2 separate regions of the Homo sapiens genome follow, and region 1 is linked to region 2. Evidence: chromatin contacts called from ENCODE Hi-C or POLR2A ChIA-PET data. All regions are on one chromosome and are shown on one strand. The core of a region is the stretch at or near the end of the contact, and the rest is flanking DNA. Distances in the headings are between cores, read along the strand shown. Region 1 overlaps REEP1 (receptor accessory protein 1). Region 2 overlaps REEP1 (receptor accessory protein 1).

The links. Hi-C counts contacts between places; a loop is a spot of excess contacts on that map. ChIA-PET counts read pairs that join two places held with the same protein, here RNA polymerase II (POLR2A). Pooled maps may share reads with other maps.
Region 1: a loop to region 2 is called in a map of heart right ventricle, with 2.2 times the contacts of the local background. The contact joins two enhancer-like sites. A Hi-C loop is called at or near these places in 11 of 168 maps with a recorded cell type or tissue (Right ventricle myocardium inferior, heart left ventricle, heart right ventricle and 4 more), 6 of 37 single-sample maps with no recorded cell type and 15 of 50 pooled maps. POLR2A ChIA-PET finds 5 or more read pairs at or near these places in 2 of 52 experiments (GM12878 and activated T-cell).

Annotation. Positions count from the first base shown.
Region 1 is chr2:86,218,199-86,222,539 of GRCh38, reverse strand. REEP1 (receptor accessory protein 1) reads left to right here. Exons shown (of 9, transcript NM_001371279.1): 8 at 2,419-2,570. Among named protein-coding and RNA genes, the nearest start is that of MRPL35, 21 kb to the right of the region's middle. RefSeq lists an enhancer at 4,080-4,341. Within about 2 kb of position 1,264, at least 3 of the 41 ENCODE cell types and tissues checked have a DNase peak (open chromatin) inside an H3K27ac peak, as active enhancers do.
Region 2 is chr2:86,272,596-86,277,027 of GRCh38, reverse strand. All of the region lies in intron 2 of REEP1 (receptor accessory protein 1), which reads left to right. Among named protein-coding and RNA genes, the nearest start is that of REEP1, 63 kb to the left of the region's middle. Within about 2 kb of position 2,232, at least 8 of the 41 ENCODE cell types and tissues checked have a DNase peak (open chromatin) inside an H3K27ac peak, as active enhancers do.

The sequences.
Region 1 (4,341 bases), core at 15-2,514, 54 kb after region 2:
GAAGCTTGTCTTATTTAGAATGTTTATTCTCACTGGTTCTGAGAGTAAGGCAAATATTATAGACAACACTCTTGGCAGAAATGCTCAGCGGACACAGTGACTAGGAGATGTCTTATCTTCTTAGGAGGTTCTCTCTGTAGCTTCTTCCTGAGGCTATTCTGGCTCCCTCACTGCCCACACTGGCCTCTTTTGCTCCCAGCCTCTGCTGAGCTGAGCACTTGTTTCTATTCCTGCTTGGATATCTGGGTTGTCCTTGAACCATCACTCCTACTGGGCTGGAGGGTCATTTCTTTTCTACCCTGCAATCCTTGCAGTGGAGAACATGCACAAAGCCATTTTGGTTTCAGTCCTGAGATTATAGTGATGATGGTGATTTTGGTAAGTGTGAGTTCATTGCTCAGCCTCAGTGAATCCAGACTGGATAACTAGCCTGGGTTGTTAGATGCCTGAGGATCTCACGGTGACTTTGGGCCACCTTCTGACACCCACAACCATCAGTACAGGGAAAGCCCTGGACCTGGATGTGGAGGGTACAGCATATGCAGAGGCACAGTCTCGAACCGGTACCCACCCCACTTCCATGTCATGGAGTTGGCTGCTGGGGTGGAGCTGGCCAGGCTGCTTCTGCAGTTTTTGCCTTGGTCTGAGGGCTTTTGGTCTTTTTTCCCTCCTGCCAGGCAGGAGGTATCTGTGTCCAGAAGGAATTTCCTGGTTTGGTTAATGGGGGTGTCAAGCTCTGACTTGGGACTAGAGCTGAGCTCTCTGAGATGACTTCAGGATTCTATTTAGTTTAGTTGATGAGTGGCCACTGTGTGCCCAGCCCTGGGTCAGGTGCTCAGAGAGACTGAGGGAGGATCAGCCATGGCCCCCCAGTCTCAGGATGCCTTCTGTTGGCTGAGGCAATGAGACTGACATGAGGACCAGGGCACCCAACACAAGCTGTGTGGCACAGCCTCCAAGCACTGTCGGGTCTCAGAGTGGGGAGGCCAGGGAGGGTCAGAGTATTCAGCGAGGGCTCCCTGGAGTCACTGGTCTTTGTGCTCAACAGGATGCAGCTGATTAGGACAGAGGAAGGGAGCAGAGGACAAACTAAGCCCAGAGTAAATAAGCTGAGGGAAGTGCAGAGTAGAAATAAAATAATAATAGTAATTTAAAAATCAAAGGAACATCAGTGATCTCAGGACTTTACTTACTAAGGCCCAGTCTGAACCAATCACACCCCAGCCTAAAATTCAGCTTTGCATGTTGTGCTGCTTCCTGCTGGCTGTTGGGGAGCACAGCAGTGGTAACTGGTAAAGCTGCCCAAGATTAGGGTTCAGTTGTCTGTTTTTTTACTCCACGCCTGGTGGTGGTATAGTCTAGCAAGTCCACTGTTGATGGAGAGAGAGCACATTCGGTGGCTGAATATGTTCTTAGGAGCAGGGTGTCTCAAGAAGAGCTGTGGTTTCTATCTGGAGGCCTCACGGTGATTGGACCAGATGACTTGAGAACCCCTTAGTCTTGCATTCTGTGATTCTAGGTAAAAACAATAGATGCAGCATAGAAAAATGTGTGTGTGTGATACCAGATAAGCTGGGTAGGGGCAGAAGATATTTTACATCTCAACTAAGAACCGCCTAGCAGATGACATGGAATATGTATTAGCATTTAACATTTAAAAAATACTGTGCGTTCAATGAGATGAATTAATTCTGAAGCTTTTCCCGCAGATGTATTCAAGGCAGACTGAAACAGGAATCTTGCTATCATTTTTTTTGGCAGAGGCATCTGTCAGATTCTCCTTCCTTAGGTTTCTCTGCTTCTCTAGGACTGGGCCTTCGCAAAAAAAAAAACAAACAAAAAAACTATATAGCTTTGTTTAAGGTTATCACTTAAGGCCTCCTGGCATTTTATATCCTGTCTCTTACAGGATGCTTGGAATTGAATATGCAAGTATAATATACAATGTCAACATGGCTTGTATGTACAACATAGAAACTGCTCTCCCACCCCACCCCACATCACTGCTGCCATCCTCTCTAGAGGAGATTCTTTCCCTGAGCATTCACCTGGTGTGGGATCACAGGACTGAGCTGCAGGGATTGATGTGTCTCAGTTAAAGCCGCTTCTTTCTTCACCCAGGGAAGTGATGCCCCCTTAGTAAATCTACTGAATTACTCAGAATTCAGTAGATTCTGAGTCTGTGGTTGTTTCTGTGCACAGTGCCTGGAGATTCACACAACTGCACTTTCACAATCCCAGATCCCCTGTAAGGAGGCCCCCAAAACATCAGTGCTTCCTCAGACCGAGGGGCCTCAGCTGTCCTCACAGGCCTGGTTTGCTGTGCTGTGTGCCTAACCTTGCCCTTCCCTGCTCCCTGCACTGATGCTTCCTTGCTATACCTTGTCTCATCTGTGTAGATTGTAAATGGACATTAAGTGGTTGAGGGAGATGTGAATGAGGGTGGTATGAAGGCATGGGAGCCCCACCAGGTCCAAAACCCATTGGCGTTTTCTGACGACGAGGAGGAAGACCTGCTGGATTTCATGTACAAGTATAAAGCACCTCGAAGGATGGAATTGCCCCTGGAGGTACACAGTGTCTGGGGCTGTGGGTTGGAGTGTGTTTGTCCAAAGGCTATGCCCTGGAGATTGGGGGTCCTGGGAGCAGCATCTCTTGGGGCACCAACATCTCCTCAATACCTGGGGTGGAAAGATCTCCTTCCATCAAACAAGCAGAACCAGTCACTGGATAGCATCCAGCTACTTGCCAAGGAGAGGAAATCCTATTAATTTCATTTAGAAATAGGAGCGTGAGCCGGGTGCAGTGGCTTATGCCTGTAATCCCAGCACTTTGGGAGGCCGAGGCAGGTGGATCACCTGAGGTCAGGAGTTCGAGACCAGCCTGGCCAACATGGCAAAACCCCTTATCTACTGAAAATACAAAAATTAGCCGGGTGTAGTGGCGCGCACCTGTAGTCCCAGCTGCTTGGGAAACTGAGGCAGGAGACTCGCTTGAACCCAGGAGGAGGAGGTTGCAGTGAGACTGCACTGCTGCACTCCAGCCGGGATGACACAGCGAGACTCCTTCTCAAAAAAAAAAAAAAAAAGAAAAGAAAAACAAATAGGAGAGTGGTAAAGTATCTAGGTCTTTATTGTTTTGTTTTGGTTTTTCCAGGTATTAACAACTACCACTCTAAGTTGACGTACAAGTGAAAAACAACCCAAATTGACTGTTTTGGGGGAAGAAAACTCAGAATGTGTTATTTGAAAAGTTTTTATAAATAAGAACAAGGCTTGTTCATCGCTGTATCTCCAAGACACAGCATATAGTGCCTGGTATAAAGTAGCTATTCATGAAATGTTAGTGAAGGGGTATAGCCCTTTAGGGTTACCAAAACCAATACCCTTGACATATATGCTATTTTCAGTTGTAGGATGTGGATGGAGTTCTGGCAGCAGGAGGGCTGAGCCTGGAGCCTCCTGGGCCTTGCTCTGTGATGTGGGTAGGGAGTCACCAGTCATGAGCACAGGTGCAGGGACCCCAGTCTTTCTCTCTGCTTCCTAAGGTCTCCTCTCCTATTCCCCATCTGCTGAGTATCACGGCCTGAGAGGCCATCTGAAGCAAATAGGAAGTCTCCGTACAGACCCTTGTGAGACTTATATGGGGAGATGCCTTGAAATGTTCCCTTCTGCAGACACTGAGCAGCCTAGCATTCTTATTTGTTAGGACTGTAATTATGACCACCTCCATGTGCAGTTCATCAGGTTCCTTTGCAAGGTGAGGCACACATGCATCCCTTTTAAAGTTAGAGGGTTTGGGAAAGGATGTTCTGGGCTTGGACACTGCTGGAGGAGTCTGGCCTGGGCAATCTGGCCTGGGCAGCCTCCTGATGGGGAGAGGAGCCCAGCCTAAAGAATTCTAAGGCCCAAGGGTTTGTGCTGTTTTGCTTTTGTTTATTAAAGCTGCACAAACTGCTTTACTGTTTACAGTTCACCAGCCTGCCAAGAGGCAGATTACTATAAAGGTGGGTTCCGTTGTTTCCGTTTTCAGTGTCTGTCCAGAGGTGGCTGGTAAGCATTTCCTAGTGGTAAGGCTGTAGCATGAGGACTCTATGAGAGGGCCTGAGTCTTGTTTTCTGGCTCATTCACTTCCTGCCTTGTATGTGCCTGCCCAGCACTGAGCCACTTACCAGGAAATGGTGGTGAATGCGACATGGGCCTGCCCTCAGGAAGTCCCCAGTCTGGTGGGGAGAGAGTGAGCAGGGCCCCCACACACTCCCTTCCCACTGGGTGCAAAGTCCTCTGCTGGGGGACATGTACAAAACATGAGAGAACAAAGGAGGTGACGATGCCTGGTTGT
Region 2 (4,432 bases), core at 983-3,482:
ATCCCCTGTTGGAAGCATCCATCCCTCAAGTACCAAAGTCATTAAGAAGCAGAGATCAGAGGTCTGAGGATGAGAAGCAAAAATGTTGTGAGTGCGTTAGAGCAGTGATTCTCAAACTTTAACATGCATATGAATGAACAGGGGATCTCCTTAAAAGCAGATTATGATCCAGTAGGTCTGGGATGGGGTCTGAGATTCTGCATTTCTAACAGGCTCCCAGATGATGCCAACAGTGCTGGTCCACGGACCTCACTTTGATTGCAAGGAGCTGGCATCAGGCTTAATCATAGATTAAGGAACCCTCATTTCCTTGGTTCCTGCACCTTTAGATTCTGGCTAAGAAGCACCACCATATGTTGGTCACTGGTTCAGAGGAGAAACTGCACCCTCCAGGACTGCACACCAATCTCATAAAATGCTGACTCCCACCTTGGTTGCTTTCGGAACCCTCCAATGCCAGGTAGCACTGTATAAGGCCAGCCACCGCAGGGCATTGGGTGCATAAGATCAATGACTCCCCAAAGCATCAGCCTATTGCCTTATTTCTTTTGCTATAAAGGAGGGTCCTTGATGAGAAGCAGTATTGTGTGGGATGCATCAAAAGGAAAAGGGTAATCCCTGAGTCCACAGCTTGCTGTGTGGCTGCCAGAAGCAGAGCAGTAGGAAAAGCAAGTCCACATGCAGAAAAAATGAATATTCCAGAAAAGACCCTATGCCGCCCACTCCATGAGGGAAGGGGCCTGGTGGAATGAACCTGCTTCCAGAAGGCTGGCTGGTGCCTTGTGATATGGTATCAGCCTGGAGATGCTTGGTCATTGCTGCTGGCAACATGGTCTCTGAGCAGTGGTTGTGGCCAGGTCAGCCTTGGTGAGAGGGATTCCACATTGCTGAGCCTGTATGCTACCTCTGTCACTTCCACTTGGCTGTTTGGTACATGAGCCCATTGAACATGCACTATCAAGCCTGAGGAAGGAGGCTGGCCGACATCCACAGACCTGGCCATCTCATGCACTTGGTCACTAGGAGCCTCCTCTGCTGTGGGACCTGTTGGTGAGCATAAGCGTTGGGCCAACAATGTATTCATTCTCTGGGCCCATTCACCTCATTCCCAGACCACCTCAACAGGAGTCTCTCAGCCTCACTTCTTCCAAGAACCTCATCCTCTAGACAGAGCTTTAGCTGGTGTTTGAAAATGTGCCCGGGATTTGTTTTACTCAGGGATGGAAAGTCACAAAGACGTGGAAATGACTGTCATGAAGGAAGAAGTCTAGAAGTAGGAGAGTCACATGCTTTGTAGGGCCACATGGGGAAGCACCAGGCCAGTCAGGAGGCTGACGGAGAGTGGGAAACGTGGGCAGTGGCCTTCATTGTGGTTTCTGTGAGAAAGGTAAGGCAAGACAGGGTAAACAGATTTCAGATTGGCTAGGTGGAATCATTTCAGCAGGCTCCAAGGTGTGGGCGCTGCCTCTAGTTGTCTGGGACCTGGCTCTGGGGTGGTTATGGTTGGGGAATATTGCCCAACCTGTGGGAGCTCCATAAAGGAAGTAATTTAGAGTATAGACTCTGGATTGGTTAGTTTGCATATGAAAGGTGTGCTGGGGCAAGGCTAGCCCTGGAAGGGCAGTCCCTCTGTAATCATTGAGGCCCCAGATGCCAGAGCATCAAGAATATAGAAAATAAGAAAATGGAGTTCATATACCCGGTGACAGTGCGTGAACATTAACTTAGGGCATTTCTCCCTCCAGGCTAAGTGCCCTGCTCAAAGTCCTGCCTGCAGGGGAATTTCACTTTCCCGCTCTCCTAGGGTCACCCCTGACTATATAGCCATCCACGGTGAGCAGATGGTGCAGAGTCATCTGTAAAGCAGGCTTGAATTTTTTCTTTCTGTCATATGGCACAGGGAATTCCCTGTGAGGCTGAAGCGCAGGGCCCAGATGCAAGAGGGTGTGAAAGGCTTGAGAAATTGAATGTGCCTGGTTAGAGCAGAGTCCAAAGGTGAGGTGAGGCTAAAGAAGTAGCTAAGCCTGCTCCTCTGCAGCCCATAGGGAGGCCTTTGGCAGGCTGCCAGAAGCTCTGGCAGTGGGGTAGAATGGACCAGGGAATTTCAGCCAGCTGCTGTGGCTCATGGAAAGTCTCCAGGCCGCTTCCTACCCTGAGCTCTGGAGCTTCTTGCTGTGGCTGAGGGTCACAGCATCTTTCCCATCTCTTCACTCCTAGATCCTGCTCCTGACCAGTTTAGAGAGACTCCCCAGTCATACTGTCAACGTTCCATTTGTCCAGGAGAGTTACTCCTGAATATTACCTCTCAAATTGGCCATAGCTCCCTCTCTCTATTCTGACTGAAGGCCCACCCAGGCTCCTCATCCCTATCTTGCAGGGAGGTTTGGATAGAATCTTTCAAACATGGAAAATTATATTTCAAACCTTGGGGAAAATAACTGTCATTTGATTTCCACGAGGAATGATGGGGAAGACCATTTCCTAGTAATTTTAGATGGCTATGGTTTCCATCTCTGAGTCACCAGTGTTCCGTTGACCTTGTTAGCCTCAATGAGTCATTCTCAGATCCTTCTTTCTGCATGAAAGTATTTCAAAGGAGTGCATCATGGGAACTTCTTCAGGAGAATGCATTAAGTCCCCTCTCTGCCATGGCTGCAGCATCTCTGTCCATAGCCTCAACCTCCTTCCTGAGCTTTGGTCTTGCTTTTCTAGGAATCCGTTGGGCAATCTTCTTGGCTGCCCTGAGCCACATAAAGCTCAAACTCTTCTGCCTAAATTGGCTCTTTCTTTACTTTCTTGTTGGTGCAAGTGGCCCCATAATTATCAGTCTCTGATGTCCTGACTTCAACAGGTGCCTTTCTTCCTATGTTTATGCAGTCATCAACTCAGTAGGCACTCATAGGGAGCATCTGTTGCCTCACAAGTTGTCTAATTCTGTCTTTTCTTCTCAAAAAGCCATCTAGACAGTATTTCTCAAAGTATACTCTTTCTTAACCTTTTGAAACCATTCTTTCTGTCCCATTCACAGTGCCAGCATTCTAATCCGGTCATTTGAAACATACTCATTCAGTACCTATTATATGTCAGGAATTGTTTTGGGTACTAGAGATATAAAGATGTATAAGGAGAACTGGTCTCCACCCTCAGGGAGCTTACAATGTATTAGGAAAAGCAGGGGAATAAACAGGTACTTTCAAAGCAGTGTGATAAATGTTATGACAGGGAATGTGTGTGGTACTGTAAAGAAAGACAAGGAGAGGGTATTTACCCAAACTTCGGGTATGTCCTAGAGGAGGTCACGTTTTTGCTGAGATCTGAGGGCTGAAATCAGACGCAAAAAAAGATGCTTTGTTGAGAACTGAAAGACTCATATGGTTGGAGTGGAAAATGTGAGAGGGTAGGGGTGTGGATGAGCTTTTGATGAAAATAATTAGGGGCCAGTTTGCGGGTGTGGTGGATCAAGCCTGTAATCCCAGCACTTTGGGAGACTGAGGCAGGTGGATTGCTTGAGCTCAAGAGTTCAAGGCCAGCCTGGGCAACATGGTGAGACCCTGTCTCTACAAAAAATACAAAAAAACTGGCCAGCCTTGGTGGCATGCACCTATAGTCCCAGCTACTCAAGACGCTGAGTGGGAGAATCACTTGAGCCCAGCAGGTCGAGACTGCAGTGAGCTGTGTTTGCACCACAGCACTTCAGCTTGGATGACAAGCGAGACCCTGTCCCCCTCAAAAAAAAAAAAAAAAAGGTAGGGGCCAGTTCATGCTAGGCCTCATAAGCCAATGTAAGGAATTTGGGCTTTATCTTAACAACAGTAAGGAACTATTGAAGGCTATAAACTAGGAAAGAAAGTCACCCGCTTTAGGTTTAAGAATTTTTTTTTTTTTTTGAGACAGGGTCTTGTTCTGTTGCCAAGGCTGGAGTACAGTGGTATAATCACAGAGCTGTGATTATACACAGCACTGCAGCCTTGACCTCCCCAGGTTCAGGTGATCCTTCTGCCTTAGCCACCCTGGTAGCTGTGACTACAGGTGTGCATCACCATGCCCAGCTAATTTTTGTGTTTTTTTATAGAGACGGGGTTTCACCGCATTTCCCAGGCTGGTCTCAAACTCCTGGGCTCAAGTGATCCACCTGCCTCAGCCTCCCAAAGTGCGGGGATTACTGGCATGAGCCACCATGACTGGCCTTAAGAAAATCATTTTGGCTGGAATTTGGAGGATGGATTGTGAAGGGGACAGAGGTGTAAAGACCAGCATAAAGTTGTAACTATTCTAAACAGGAGATGGTGGTGTTCTGAAGTAAGGAAATGGCAGAGGAGAATGGAGAAAATAAGACAGGTTCAAGAAAAATACAAGAGGGTGGAAGTGACAGAACTTGGGGATTGGTTACCTGTGTTAGGTGAGGAATGTACAGTTTTCCCTAGGGACAGTG